Linked DNA regions of Homo sapiens: region 1 is linked to region 2. Evidence: read pairs that join two places in POLR2A ChIA-PET (ENCODE). Cell type or tissue: GM12878. All regions are shown on one strand. Each heading gives the region's core, and the rest is flanking DNA. Links, peaks and the distances in the headings are about the cores only.

Evidence for each region. ChIA-PET counts read pairs that join two places held together with the same protein. Peaks named below come from ENCODE experiments on the same cell type or tissue, not always from the same donor. Only the 100,000 strongest peaks of a DNase experiment are listed, where the experiment ranks them.
Region 1: POLR2A ChIA-PET joins it to region 2 with 5 read pairs; 2 of 35 experiments call an interaction of 5 or more read pairs at or near these places.

The regions. Positions count from the first base shown.
Region 1 is chr2:215,362,600-215,369,799 of GRCh38, forward strand. FN1 (fibronectin 1) reads right to left here. Exons shown (of 46, transcript NM_212482.4): 42 at 5,264-5,428; 43 at 2,906-3,031; 44 at 2,280-2,386. It also overlaps a transcript of ATIC not described here. Among named protein-coding and RNA genes, the nearest start is that of ATIC, 54 kb to the left of the region's middle. In GM12878, for the core only: no CTCF peak of the experiment used is centred there; a DNase peak (open chromatin) is centred at 2,922.
Region 2 is chr2:215,438,619-215,447,748 of GRCh38, forward strand. It overlaps FN1-DT (FN1 divergent transcript), which reads left to right. Exons shown (of 2, transcript NR_187198.1): 2 at 1-327. Among named protein-coding and RNA genes, the nearest start is that of FN1, 7.1 kb to the left of the region's middle. In GM12878, for the core only: no CTCF peak of the experiment used is centred there; no DNase peak of the experiment used is centred there.

The DNA.
Region 1 (7,200 bases), core at 847-4,846, 75 kb before region 2:
TCTTTCTAATGCACCACTTTGCCACTCTCTTCCTAAACTTCCCTAGGCAGTGACATGGTAGCCTGTCACCTGGCCGGAGATGGCATGGGAGATGGAAACGGGACCAAGCTGAGCCAGTGAGGCTCCTGCCTGAAGTTTTTACTGGAAATGGGAGGACACACATGTTCTCTTTCACTACTGTTCTTAAGCTGGCAGGGGGTAAAGCAAGCTCATGGAGGTCAGTCATCAATGGCACCATCAGCAGAGACCCCGCTGAAGCACGAAGCCAGTGCATGGGAAGGCACGCGGAGCAAGAGGGAGTCCGGGCGCCATTGCTGGAGCAGCCCCTGAAGCCGGTGGGTCCTGGGACTGTTCCATTGTGTGGGCCATTTTTGCTTGAGTTGGACTTTTTTCTTACAACTAAAATGCAGCCCTAAATAATACAGTCACTTTCTTTTTTATATTAGAATTTAAATATTTTAGACATATTTCTCTGTTTAAGCACATATGCCCCTTAATACCTAACACAATACCAGTGACTACCTCCTTACAGAATCACTGAATCTTGCTTTCATATGAGAAAGTGAACAGTTTCCACTCCTGTCTTAAATGTTTCATTTAGCACTTGAGAATAGAATAAGTGTCGCACATGAAAGGTTTCATGTGCATAAATAATGAGAAGATGCTGAAGTGAGACCAAAATCAACTTCCCAGCAAATTCATTCTCCATCACACAATTTCATACCAGAATGACTGAGTTCTAAGGTCATACAATCACAGTCGTTGTAAGTGTTAATGGGAGAGAGAGAGAGAGAGAGACAGAGAGAGATACTGAATTCAATCTAAATTCCAATCTCCAATTCTCCTCCATCAGAATTGGGAGCACCTCCCTCCCCATGTAATCACTGGGGGTGAAACAAGATCATAGTAGTTTCCATGGGCTGCCCCTGGTGGAGCCAAGACAGGCCCCTGAACACCCCTGCTGCCAGATTAATTTTCCCAAAGACTATTTTCCATCATGTTTCTTTGCATCTTGGATACCTGTAATTGGTTAATGCATTTGGCATTAACCAATGAGTCTCACCCTTGAGTGTGAAGCATGCCCCTCACCCACCAGGATTTGGGGAGTTGCTGGGAGGGCATGTCTTCGTTGAAAACAAAGGGCTGTCACATTCCATTGCTTTTGAGTTACACATAATTTCATTTTGAAATTTGAAATCATATTAGAGAAAGGCTTATTATTTTTTGTTATACTGGGCATATTTTAGAAATGGTTGAGAAGTACTGGCTTAAATAATGGGTTGCCAAGGCCCTCCATAAGCCACTTCTTCCCATCTATTTTCTTACCAGAAGACAGCAGGCAGAGGGTTGGCTCACCAAAGCCCACCTGGGCCAGCTCCTTTCTATCCCAGGGGGTGTGTCTCTCTGCTTTCTCCCCTCCCAACTAAACCTTAGTCATCGTAAACCTCAGCCAGTTCATGCTTCTCTTTCTTGCTAATTCCAGCCTACCCAGAACTGTATTTGTCAGACCCACTTAGAACTTAATTAGCTTGACTTTGAAATGTATGCTAATTTAACATCTTCAACTATATCATTAAGAGCCAAGCCATTTCTCATTTCCTCTGTTTTTCCTATACTACTTAGCACAGTGCTAGACCTATAACAAGCATCTGTTCTGAATCAAGAGAGAGGTTAAAAGAAGTGGCATTTTCTTACATCTGAGATATTATTCAAAATATTTAACAACGTTGCCATGGGACACCTGTCCATCAGAATGGAGTTGGAGGCCTAGAGCTACACTGCACTTAACACTTTGCTGAAAAATAGAAGCAGCCTGAGAATAGTAGGGGAGGGGAGGGTCTCAGGCTGCCCAGGATGGGGAGAACCGGCTGAAATGAAACACATTCTATTTACCACTAATTAATTTGAATAGTATCTCTGCTTCACTATTTTTCAGTGTAAATAGTATCTCTGACATGCTAGGGAGCTTAGGAAAATGATTCTAACATCATATAAATGACAGGTGTTGCTATTAAGAATGACTCAAGACTTGTGTTTTTGGTACTCTACATGCCATTCATTCATTCTTTCTACTAAGAGTAATAGAAAGAATGAATGGCATGTAAGGTAGACATAGAGCTGCTCTAGAGCTCTATGTCAGCAGTTGTATGCCAACAGGAAATGTGGTATTTTAATACTTCCGAAGGGTCTCTGCCCCTCCTGTGTGTACGACACATCCTTGCAGGAGCCCACCCTTTATCTTATCTAACTTGTAGGGAGCCTGGCACATCCAGTCTTACCCGCTGGCCTCCAAAGCATGTGCAGGAGCAAATGGCACCGAGATATTCCTTCTGCCACTGTTCTCCTACGTGGTATGTCTTCCCATCATCATAACACGTTGCCTCATCTGCATATAGACACAAGACAGATGCACGCATAAGCTGAGAACAATACTGCAGACTTGATCTAGGGGTGGGTTCTATTTCTGTCCTAAATTTGTATCATCACAGCGCAAACACCACATATTTATGTGAATCATCCCTAAGAGCAGTACTGCTATACAGATCTTAGGGTGGCACTTCCAAAAATTAGACCTAATACACTGGAAAGGGTCCAACGGGAAGATGGAAATCATATTTTAAAAGTTGAATCTACAGACCAATAAAGCTTCTTTGTAGCATTTTACTGCAGATAATGGTCAAAATACTCAGGTTGGACAAGTGCTAAAGTGTCCTGTAATAACATTAAATCATGACTCATTTTTGAAGCTTGTCTCCACTTTCCCAAATCAAAAGATTAAGAAACCCACTGTTCACTCCTCAAGGAGACCTAAAGTCTCCAATCATTTCTGTGAATGAGAGTTACAGCCTGATAATGAAAGTGAGAATGCTTAATAAGGCACTAAAAATGATCTGTGATGACATACGAGGGTCACACTTGAATTCTCCTTTTCCGTTCCCAAGACATGTGCAGCTCATCATCTGGCCATTTTCTCCCTGACGGTCCCACTTCTCTCCAATCTTGTAGTTCACACCATTGTCATGGCACCATCCTGTAGGGGTGGGGAAAGTCAGGACCAAAAAGTTATTTGTATATTCTGACTCACAAGACAGTAGGTGAACTGGGACGTGTCACAGGGTCTTCAGAACCATGATCTGGAAAAATAGCAAGTTAAAGATAAAAACCCCTATAATGGGCCATTTATTTTATTTATTTATTTACTTTTTATTTTTTTTTTTTTTTTTGAGACAAAGTCTTTCTCTGTCGCCCAGACTGGAGTGAAGTGGTGCAATCTCGGCTCACTGTAACCTCCATCTCCTGGGTTCATGCAGTTATCCTGCCTCAGCCTCCTGAGTAGCTGGGATTACAGGCACTCCCCACAGTGCTATTTTTTTTTTTTTTTTTTTTTTTGTATTTTTTGTAGAGATGGGGTTTTACCATGTTGGGTAGGCTGGTCTCAAACTCGTGAGCTCAGGTGATCCACCCGCCTCAGCCTCCAAAAGTGCTGGGATTACAGGTGTGAGCCACCACACCTGGCCAATGGGCCATTTCTTTGGTTGAATTTTAAAATATTATTTTTTATCATTTACCATTTTCTAGGGCATTTTAAGACCCAATTTATTCTGCCACAATCATGTCATCAGAATAGTCAAATGAAATGACTTTCATTTGAATTCTCACTATTAAGATTTAAAATTGTGGAAAACTAAAGTGGGATTGGAGTAGACTGTTAGGAATAGATCCTAGATGAAAAATCACTTTTGGATTTGCAGAAACCCTGGATACAAAGTAGTTCAATTAACCATAAAACAAGGATCAGCTGATCTCTACACGCCACCACCTGTTTCATGTACATGGGAAGAGTAAAAAATGAACCCGGATAAAATAAAACAAAAGCAAACAAAATGCTAAATCATTGGTTATTATCCACATCAAATAAGTCTGGTTCTGTGGAATATCTAAAAGTCACAGTTTTATGCCTTTAACTACTATACATAAGGGATGACTTTTTAACCTCCAGGGCTTATACAACAAAACACACCTCAGAAGCTTATATAACAATATACTACTTTTTCCATTTTATCAACAATTCAGCCTGCCTTAAGCTACAAAGTAAAATAATTAGACAACTGTGATATCAAAACAAAGATTATGTAAGTTGAGCCAAAGAGTCACATAAATGAACTTGACATCCCCGCTCCCACAATTGCACCTAAGTGCTCAAACAGGTAATAAACATACAAACTTAAACGTAGTTCGATTTCAGGAGTTAAAAACCATCTACTTGAAGTCAAATATTAAAATTTCCAGCTCCTAAACAGCATGTGATGTTTTTAGTGTTTTTCATTTTCAGATGGTCAAACATGGAAGTCTATATTGAAAACACTGGCTGGCTTTTACAACTTCAGTCTGGATTAAATGATTTCAAGTATACAAGTTAAGTAAAATACTTTGAAAATCTCTTTTACCAAGTCTTATATTCTAATTCCACAGGATATGATTTCTGTATGTCTATAGGAGGCTTATTTATAGGCATAACGGTCAACACCTATAAAAATGAACCAATTGTCAATAATCATCACATCTCCTAAACACAAAGAATAAATGAAAGGTTTATAAATTCTAATCCTAATCTCAAAGCATAATAGATATTTCCTAGGCACATTTTAACTTAAAAAATTTGAAAATTAAAACGTATTAGAATTTGAAAATCAAACATTTATCAATTCAAGTTGATTTTTAATGATCTAAAAGCAGATTATCTGTTTTTTCTTTCATATTTCTAGCAACGTTCAAGCTACCTGGGCTATGTGTGTGACGCAAAAGTGTGTGCATGGGTACTATGATATGTGCATGTTTGGTTTATGTTGAAGGAGGCTGTTTTTGAGTCTAAATGTTCACCTCTGATCTCATTCAACACTGAAGATTAAAAGAGATTTGAGGTTTTTCTGTGTCTCTAATACTCTTAAATAGACCTGGTTCCAAAAGTCTTTATCCATTTGTTTTCACAGAAAATTTCAAAAATCAAATTAGCACCATAATCTTATGTGTAATTAATAGTTGTATTGGCATACAACCCTTGAAATGAAGCAATGTCCAACAAGTAAAATTTCCCATCATTTTTCTATGATGCAAAATATTACTTCGAGTCAAACAGTATTCTCTTGTTTGCTTCATGTTTGGAAGAACCTGTGTCTTCCAAACATGCTTCCTTGGCACATGAGTGCATGCATGGAACTTGAGGAGACAAACACGGAAGTGGATGGACAAAGCAACTACTCACTAGATGAATCACATCTGAAATGACCACTTCCAAAGCCTAAGCACTGGCACAACAGTTTAAAGCCTGATTCAGACATTCGTTCCCACTCATCTCCAACGGCATAATGGGAAACTGTGTAGGGGTCAAAGCACGAGTCATCCGTAGGTTGGTTCAAGCCTTCGTTGACTATGAAGAAAAGGAAGAAAAAGCAAAAAGAGACATCTTATTAATCGATTTGGACCATAAGAAGAAAATCGAATGACTGTATACAATGACTTAATCTAAAACAAGAATTCCAGGAGGATTAAGAGGCATTCATCTGTTCTATCAAGGCATTAACTGCTCTAAAAAACCATGGTTAGATGTGACACCTGTCACAGGCACCCGACAGGAAGCCCATCTTTTATTTTTCCCTTGCTTCTAAGATAATTGCCATTTCTGTTGAAACTACTTCATAGAACATGGAACAGATCTTGAGGCAATTGAAGCTAGTGGAGAACTTTAGTGGGATGCAAAGACTAATGATGCCTCTCCATTGGTACCTGAGTGACCTTGGGCCAGCTATTTAATACCACTCTGCCTTGCTTCCCTCATCTGCAATACTAGCGTAATAATAAAAATATCTATACCTCCTGGGGAATCTTGTGAAGATTATATAAGGCCATGAATTCAAAACATTGACCCTTTTCCAAGACTTAGAAAATGTTCACTAAATAAAGAATAATTATTAAAGGCTGTCTTTTGCTTATAATGCAAAAGTCTTAGCATTTTAATATACCATTATAATGTAATTTTCACTTTTATTATTGTAATTTTTGCATAATAGTGCAGAAAGCCTAGATTTTGGACATTGTTATTATAGTGGTGAGACAGCTTTATCAGTGAGGTCAACTGTTCCAAATAAGAAAATGCCCTTGGAATATAGATGATTTAGGAATAAGTAAGGGAGTCTCTTCATGTTACCTAAGATCTTATCTCTTTATGATTTGGAAAAGCTTATTTTAAAAAAATCTATGCAAACAAAGCATGCTTCAAATTATTCCCTAAAAATTAGATAAACTAATTTGACTTAAAATCCCACTGTGTATTTTTCTTTTTACAGTGCAAAACTCAAAAGCTCAAAAGCAGTAGATATTTGAGGTGCCTAATTTTTAAAAGGTGTCACCCTTAAAGAAAATAGCGTTTTGGAGAACTGGTAAGTCTGAGACGTCTCAAAGCTGGGAGAACCTGGTTAGAATGTAGAATACTGCTGCTGGGAATAAGGAGTTTAAAAGAAAAATGGAAGGAACTTAAATTGTTACTAGGGGTTTCTATACTCAAAAGAGCCAGGAGTTCAAATTCCATCCTAACTAAAGTTAAAGAGATGGAATCTTTAAAAAAAAAAAAAAAAAATGACTTAGAAAAGCACAAAGACCTTTTTGCTCTTGAAAATTCTGTTCACGTGGCATTCTACTAGTAAAACCACAAAAGGCAAAGATAAGCATTACTGTGGATATGTAATACAACAAACACAAAATAATCTCCTCCCAACCTCTCTCCAGCCAAATGCTCAACTGCTTAATTCACAGGAATTTATACATGTAAAGTAGCACAGTCTTCTATCAGATGAGGGAAGGGGCTAAAATTAAACAACTGGCCTTAGGAATAAAATCTGTCACTTGGCATAGACAGGACTTAGCACTCTCTGTTGGTGTGGAGTAGAGAACTCTCCTGTTGGAAGATTGGGGATTCACGGTTTTGATTATCCCCTATCTCATGTGCCTTGGTGAATTTTCAGCTGCTGCAAATTGAGCAGCCAGGTGGCACGCTATTGATTTAAAAGGATTTCCCAGGTGCTACAAAGAAGAGTTAATGATCTTTTAACCTCTATAGAAGCTTTTAACCTGTATAGTCAGAAAAAAAAATGGAAATAACATTGGAAAAAAATGGAAATAACATTGGAATAACATTCTCTGCAG
Region 2 (9,130 bases), core at 1-4,000:
TCTTTCTTTCTTTCTTTCTTTCTTTTTCCTTCTTTCCTTCTTTCTTTCTAAAACTGTATTCAGAGAGAGAAATGTGACAAAAAAAGGGAAATCAATAGAGACAGAAAGTAGATTCATGGGTACCCAAGTTTATGGGCTGGGAACAGGAATTAACTGTAAAAGGGCACAGGGAATCTTATTGAGGTGATGGAAATCTGTGTTCTAAAACTACATTGCAGTGATGACTGTACAATTTGGTAAAAGCTTCAAAATTCTGGGGATTATACACAAAATGAGTGAATTTTACGGTATGTAAATTATGCTTCAATAAAGTTGTTTTTTTCAAAAGTTGATTTTAAAAATTAGTATTTGTTCTTTTTTACTCTTAACCATCTCCTGATTTTGGTTTCAAAGACTTGCTCTCAGGTAGCAGCAACATACACAAGGCGTCCTCATTTCTTCATTTTTCTGAGAGGAAGTTTGCCTTGAATATAGTAGTGGATTTCTTCTACACCAGTAACTCCTTCTGAAACCTACTATTTGTGTGAAGGCATATATGTGGTAGAGACAGAACAAATCTTCATTTAGGACTGTGCCTTGTTTCTTCTTGGAATTGCCATAGTGATAGAATTTTCCCAGAGCCTCAGGCAATTTAAACTTTTTGTAACAAAAAGAAGCACATATATTTTCGGGAACTAGGGGGGTGTGGGTGGCGGGGGGCAATGGTATTGGGAAATTTTATTATTCCAGAAGGTTAAGGAGGAGCATGAGCAATTATGGAAATCTGAATTAAATTGATTTCATTTGTTTTGAAGATTAGCAATGGAGACATTTGATTAAGCACAAAAAATAATTGATCAGATCCAGTCATTTAGAAGGACTGAAATAAAAACAGGCTAGGTGTGGTGATTCATTCCTGTAATCCCAGCACTTTGGGAGGCCAGTGTGGAAGGGTCACTTAAGCCCAGGAGTTCAAGTCCAGCCTGGGCAATATAGTGAGACACTCTTAATAATAATGATAATAATAACCAGATATGGTGACAGGCACCTCTCGTCCCAGCTATTCAGGAGTCTGACATGAGTCCTGGGGGATGACTGGAGCCCAGAAGATCGAGAGATCAAAGCTGCAGGGAGCTGTGATCACACCACTGCACTCCAGACCCAGCCTAGATGACAGAGCAAGATCCTGTCTCAAAAATTTAACATTTAACATTGAAATGTTAAATGTTAAAGGTTACATTTAAATATGTCACATTTAGATGTTACATTTCAAATGTTACATTTAGGTGTAACATTTAATTGATGGGCTGTTTTTCCTGAAACCTTTGGCTTTTATCCTGTTATTAATTTCTTCCAGTTCTGCTAGAGAGGAGGCCATTGACTCTGGAGAGCTCGAACTTTCATTTCATCTTCTTCTATAGGTAGATTAGAGGGAGATAAATTAGGGTAGTTTTTTTTTTTTCTTATTTTGAATTTTTTTTTTTTTTTTGGCATAAAATGCTTCCCTTCTTCCTTGAAAATGGCCACGTTTACAAAAATGTTACTCATTAACCACAGGTGTGAGAAGTTAAAAATAAACTTCCCTGCGGGCAGCCCTCGTAAGTAGAATGTCTGAAAAGTTTGTCAAGAATTGACAGGGTGCCTGCAACCAGGGAGAAAATACTGGATAAGGGCTTTAAATTATGCCATGAAAGCTAACCAGTTTTCGCTTAATAGGCATTTTGTTTACATTTTAAGTGACTTTATTTTTTAATCAGCACTTTTTAAAAGCCTTAATCTATGCTTTTTGCTTCTTAACAGGAATATTCTTTTCTCATTAGAGTGATGTAACTCCCAACAGGCATGGCAAAGGTGTTTAACTTATCCAGTAAAATGGGAACTAACTACTGTGTAGCTGGAACATGTAACCAAAACTGTCTTGGAGAACATTTCATCTTTCCAAGCAAAGTAGCAGCTTCTTGTAAAAATTTTAATTTTGTATGTTATTTCATGTTGCTGGCATTAAAGAGTTTTTTGTTGTTGTTGAAAGGCTGAATTTAAAAAAAAATAGAAGTTTTGCCATATTTAAATTATTTTCTATCCTTTTTGCATTAACATACTTTAAACATCTCATATGCAGCTAATCACAAAAGTTAGTTGAGCCAAATGCTTAAAAATAACCACAAACATTATCTAGTAAATAACAATTTATGCCAACAATAGACTATTTTGATATGAGCTGTCAATATTTATGCCTACCTGTCTAATTAGTGAATTAATTAGTTAAAATAAATTAAGAATACATTCAATCGAATTGTAAAGATGCCATATACATGTTATTGTAAATTTATATTGAACTATTTTCTAGATAAGTTTGATATATTCTTTCATTAAGTATGACCATTTTACTGAGATAAAATGGACATTTAAAATCATTACTATTTTAAACATTAAAAACTAAGGCACTGCTGGCCGGGCGTGGTGGTTCATGCCTGTAATCCCAGCACTTTGGGAGACCGAGGCGGGCGGATCACGAGGTCAGGAGATCGAGACCATCCTGGCTAACATGGTGAAACCCCGTCTCTACTAAAAAAATACAAAAAAAAAAAAAAAAATTAGCCAGGCATGGTGGCAGGCGCCTGTAGTCCCAGCTACTCAGGAGGCTGAGGCAGGAGAATGGCGTGAACCCGGGAGGCGGAGCTTGCAGTGATCCGAGATGGCCCCGCTGCACTCCAGCCTGGGTGACAGAGCGAGACTCTGCCTAAAAAAAAAAAAAAAAAAAAAAAAAAAAAAAAGAAAACTAAGGCACTGCTTACATGCATGCACATTTAAGTAGTCACGAAGTCACAAAGATTTCAGCACCTAGATAGAAATAAATAGCTACATTTTATTAAACACTCTAAACCAGATCCAGTACTAAGTGTTTCATATGAATTTTTTTCATCTAACCATCAACAAACTTTTAAGGTAAGCACTATCATCCTCTCCTCTTACAGATGAGGATATAAAGCTTAGAAAAACAATGTGCAAAAATGCTACTCATTAAGCACAGATGTGAAAAGGAAAAAGAAAATGCCCTGAAGGCAGCTCGCATGAGTATAATGTCTGAGAAGTTTGTTGATAATTGACAAAGAATGAAGTTTTCTCAATCACAAGCCTTGTAGAAATTGTGGCGTCAAGTTGTGTCACTGTCAATACCAGGTGATTAGTCAAGTGATTACATAATGGTCTCCCTCAGAACCAAAGGTATGGGCAAGACAACTGGCTAAAGAATTTTGTGGGTGACTTCTTTCACATGAGATTAATTTATCAAAAGATGTCACACAGGACTCTGCCAACTGACACGCTACCAGTTTCCATCTGTTGTAGCCAAGGCCATTCTTCTGGGAACCAATTTCCTTCAAACAGCCTGGCTGTGTTTCAGCATTTTGAATCAAATGTGGAAGATTGTTACCATCGACTCTCCACTGGGCTGGAAGTTTGCTGGGGGCAGAGGCTCTGTCTTGTTTCCTCTGTATGCCCAGCACTAGGTACCAGGCACCCTTGGATAAGTACTTGGCAAATGTCAAATGAATGAATGGAAGGAGAGAAGGGCAGATGACAAACACTCTGAGATTCACATTCAGTGACTATCCAGCCAGGCACAGTGCTAAGTGCTCTGCATATGCTATTTTATTTTATCTTCAAAGCTACTGCCAGAAGTAGATATCAATAGTGCCATTTTACTCTCTGAAGCTCGGAGCTGAAAGATGGTCCTAGAGCTTATGCTGTAAGAAAGGGACAGAGCTGAAATTGAAATCACGGTCCTCCTGACACAAAATTCTTGCTCTTACCGAAGACATACATGGCTTTCCCCAAAGAGACTTTGCCCTATATGTTAAAAGAACGTTGGAAACACTCTCAGGCAGTTACTTTTTATCTTCCTCTAGATCGTTCTGCCTTGCTTCTGGGCCCTGGGCCTGACCCTGTGAACTGCGGGGCTGCTTCCTCTGTTTGCTGGAGGACAGAGGACGGAGATGAGAGTTGTTCCTGCCCACTCCCTCCTTGTTCTGGCTTCAGTGCCAGAGTTCTAGTGGCAGCTGCCTTTCCCTAGGACCTGCATTATCAATGGGGCAACAGTGCCCCAAGAGGGTAAAAGTGGGTTCTTGGGGTAGAAGGGGAGTGGTTAAAAAATTTCAACCCTACCTAATAAAAATTTTATTCCTTAGTTGTGAATTTAACACTTTTTTTTTTTTTTTTTTGACAGAATCTTGCTCTGTCACCCAGGCTGGAGTGCAGGGACAAGATTTTGGCTCACTGCAACCTCTGCCTCCCGGGTTCAAGCGATTCTCCTGCCTCAGCTTCCCAAGTAGCTGGAACTACATACATGAGCCACCATGCTGGGCTAATTTTTGTATTTTTAATAGAGACGGGGTTTCATTATGTTAGCCAGGCTGGTCTTGAACTCCTGACCTCAGGTGATCCGCCCGCCTCGGCCTCCCAAAGAGCTGGGATTACAGGCATGAGCCACCATGCCTGGCCATGAATTTATCATATTAGATAGACTTTAAATTTCATTTCTTTCCTGGAGGGTTGTATAAGGTAGGGCATTAATACATAAAAGAAAAAGGGAGAAACATTGCTCTAGGACAGCAGTCCTCCCCAGGCTTTGGTCCTCCAAGGCTCCAGCTATCGCTGGCTCCTTCCCCATGATGGCAGCCGTAGGAGTGACAAACTGCCTACATTGCTAGTCCCTGGGAACCTCAGCATCCCTTTTTTATTCCTTGGTCATGCCCACACTGGGGTAACAGTGCTTTCACAAAATTCTCCCGATGGAAATCATTTTAATTCCATTTTCTGCTAAAACCCCGGGGATCCAGATTCTTTTTTTTTCTTTTTTTTAAGATGGAGTTTCCCTCTTGTTCCCCAGGCTGGAGTGCAACGGCGTGACTTGGCTCACTGCAACTTCCACCTCCCGGGTTCAAGCGATTCTCCTGCCTCAGCCTTACAGGTATGCGCCACCACGACTAGCTAATTTTTGTATTTTTAGTAGAGATGAGGTTTCACCACTTTAACCAGGCTGGTCTTGAACACCTGACCTCAGGTGATTCACCCGCCTCGGCCTCCCAAGGTGCTGGGATTACAGGCATGAGCCACCATGCCCAGCGACGATCCAGATTCTAACCATCCAATGATGACATGAGCAGTCCACCCCATAGTTTTAAGTCTTAAATTATAGCAGAATAGACTTAGGACACACGAATTCTTTTCCAAACTTAGCAACTAGTATTAATCATGCTGTGATTTCTTTGTATTTCCCATGACTTACATGGTCTTATTTTTTTCTCTCTACTGAATGCATGCGCTTTTAACACTCTATCTTTCCCAAAGTAAAACGCTCAGATGATAGAAGCAAATGACATAGTCATCATACAATGACGGAGAAAAGAAACCAGAATTTTATATTTAAATTTATGATATTTTAGACAGGGTCTCACTTTGTCGCCCAGATTGTAGTGCAGTGGCAAGATCTTGGCTCACTGCAAACTCCACCTCTCAGGCTCAGGCAATCCTCCTACCTCAGCCTCCGGAGTAGGTGGGATTATAGGAGGTGTACACCACCATGCCCGGCAAAGTTTTGGTATTTTTTGTAGAGATGGGGTTTTGCCATGTTGCACAGGATGGTCTCAAATTTCCGGGCTTGAGTGATCCTCCTGCCTTGGCCTCCCAAAGTGCTGGGATTACAGGTGTGAGCCACCACGCATGGTCATGTCGACGTCTTAACTGTCTTGGAAATAATTTGATTTTGTCCAGGTAATTTGGTTCACGCAAAGAAGTTGAGATCGGGGCACATCAGAAAGAGATTCATCTTTTAAAGTGCTTCTTAAATCTACAAATGCAATATATGTAAAAGCTAAAGGTTTTTATATATTTTTCACACATGTAAAAATGTAAGTTTTGCCTTTAAATTCATTTTAGATATGAAATAATCTAGCTGAGAGCATGTAAAGTCGAGGAAAGCTTATTCAGATCCGCTCTAGTTCAGCATGTGGTAAATTCCTAGGTGTTCACAATATTAGTGTACACAAATTCCTTCTCAAGAAAGAAAACCTTGGACAGACCTGGTAGACTAGTATCACTTATGCCTTATAGAGACTTTCTGTCAAAACCAAACAAAAATCTGTCATATCTTTATTCATAGAATAAAATGTGATATTAGGGAACACAACTGTTTCTGGAATGCATTGAAACTGATAGTATTCTATAGATTTTTCTACTTAACAATTACTTATTATTACTATTATTATTATTGTTGTTGTTGAGACTGAGTCTCACTCTATCACCCAGGCTGGAGTGCAGTGGCATGATCTCAGCTCACTGCAGCCTGCACCTCCCGGGCTCAAGCAATTCTCCTGCCTCAGCCTCCCCAGTAGCTGGGATTAAAGGTGCCCACCCCAACGCCCAGCTAATTTTTGTATTTTTAGTAGAGATGGGTTTCACCATGTTGGCCAGGCTGGTCTCGAACTCTTGACCTAAATGATCTGCCCGCCTTGGCCTCCGAAAGTGCTGGGATTACAAGTGTGAGCCACTGCACCTGGCCTCAACTTACATTACTTATTTTTCAAAAACTAGAGAATCCATTAATTTTGGCTTGTTTGAATTTAAAAGTGATTATAATATTTTTGTTAGTTATATATGAGCAGTATTTCACTACAGCTCATCTTAAAGATATTTGATAATTTATCTTCTATTTTTACAGCGAAATGGTCACATTTTTGTCAGTTGACAATAAATTCTTTTTTTTTTTTTTTTTTTTTTTTTTTTTGTAGAGTTGGGGTTTCGCTGTGTTTGGCCAGGCTGGTCTTGAACTCCTGGCCTCAAGTGACCCACCCGGCTCAGCCTCTCAAAGTGCTGGGATTACAGATGTGAGCCACCACACCTGGCAGACAATAAATTCTTGAAAGATTCCTGATACTTTACCAACTTACACATTAAGTTAATCTTCCCATTTTCTTTGTCCAATTAAGTTTTAAAGCAAAATAATATAAATATTTATAGACCCAAATTGTAAACACATTTCAGTTTTGAAGAACAATATAAAGTAAATATACTATGGAATTACAATTAGAAAACCAAGTTTGCACTGATATTTTTAAAACTTCTCTGGGGAACTTAGTTTTTCAACTTAAGGACACAAGTATTAAATTAGAAGGTATTTTCCTTCACTAACGAAAATTTTTGTTTTTTAATTATCTATTCTTGTCTTTCAAATTTAAGTTTTAATGGCGGACCAATTAATGTTGCTTAAAGTTACAACTTAGACAAACAGTTAAAATAGCTTAGCAAATTGTGGTTCTGGTTGTTCTCCTATAGGTAATTAAGAGGGCAATGACTCAAGATTTAAAAAATTAAATAACATGTCCACACAATTTTCTCTGAAATGTTCCCTTCAGATTTTTAAAACAGGTTTATTGAGATATAATTGCCATCTCATAAGCCCCACATACCTGTATACAATTTGACAAGTATTGACATACTTTTGACAATTTTCTATTACGTACATTTTATCTTTTCTTTTTTCTTTTTTTTACACCACCCCTCTCCACTTATTACATATATTTTGACTGTTGTTTTAATATTTCCTTTTAGCTTATATAGCATTAAATCCTTTTCTATCAGTCTGAGCTTTGGAAAGAAATTTTATTTTTTTGGAACAAGATATCAAAGAGTAAAATTGAAGAAAAGTTTAATCTCAAACTCATGGGGGAAAAGACATCACAGGAAATAAATGCTAAAACCATGGCTTTTTTATGTGTTGAATTAAATAGTTATTAAGTTAATTGGTAGATAATTATGAGATCTATTATCATTTAATATAATTAGTATGTAAATAAGGTGATATAAATTATGTTCTGTGAGAAGTTGTCACTGATGGTGATTGTTATCTCTGTGTAAAAGTGAGAAAACCAACAGAAAGATGATGATTATTAGTGGCAAGATTAATGATCATGGGCCTTTTCTAATTCTTATGGCCCAATCTGGTATTTTTCTTCTCCTCATTTTGACTTTACCTATACTTTTTTTTTTTTCCACACAGGCCAGCATATTATTATAGCTCTTTCAAAAATTTTATATTGATTCTTTTTTCCCCAACAGTACTGTAAACTCTTTGATTGTAGGCACTAAATTAATTCCTTTTAGAAAGACTTTTTTTTTTCTTTCTACCATTTGAAGTTTTTTAAGTTGTGTGGTGGAGACTGCTAGTTGCCCACACAGATCCATTCTCTTCTTTCACAGTTAGTCCCATTGTACACAGTTAGGCTAAATTTTACAGTCTCCCTTGTAGTTAGGCATGGCAATAGAAATAGTTCCTCATCAGTGGACTGTGAGAAGAAGCGATCTATCCCAACTCTGGTTCTGTGCCTTAGTTTAATAACGTCACTCCTCCAGATTCCCTTGTTCATTCCCACTAGCTGAAATACACAACACAGAGGACACCCAGCTTCTAACCATGTAGATGATCAAAATGCCTTGGGAAAATTTGGGACCTGAATTATCATGAAGAGCAGACCTTGACTATTGACATGAGCCATTCACTTTGAGACTGTTGCATGAGAAGTAGACACCCTCCTTTATTGTAGAAGGCCCTGTGTTACTGAGCAGCTTTGTTACAGCAGCCCAGCTTTCATAGTAACCAGTATGATGCACTACCTTCCTTACATGCCTAGTTGCTCAGCTGCTCTGTTCCTGCTGACTGCATGTGATTTGTTTACTAGCTTTGCCCTGGTATTTGCAATTCTACTTTCGAGTTTCCTCTCTTTTCCTAGCTTTCCATAAACTCCACGCAGAATTTTAGCTTCTAAGCTAAACTCCCATAATATTTTACCATTTGTTTTTAAATAATAAATTCAAGTCTTCCGTTAAATATTCTTGAGCACCTGCTAAGAGAACTGTTATGGTTTGAATGATGTCCCTCCCAAATTCAGTCTGGACCCCCAGTCTTTCAGAATGTAACCTGATTTGGAAATAGGATCTTTAAAGAGGTCATCAAGTTAAAACACGTACATCAGGGTGGATCCCAATCCAATATGACTGCTGTCCTATAAGAGAGGGAAACAGACACACGGGCAGGGAGAATGCCAGGAAAGATGAAGATAAAGATCAGGGTGAGGCATCTACAAGCCAAGGAGAA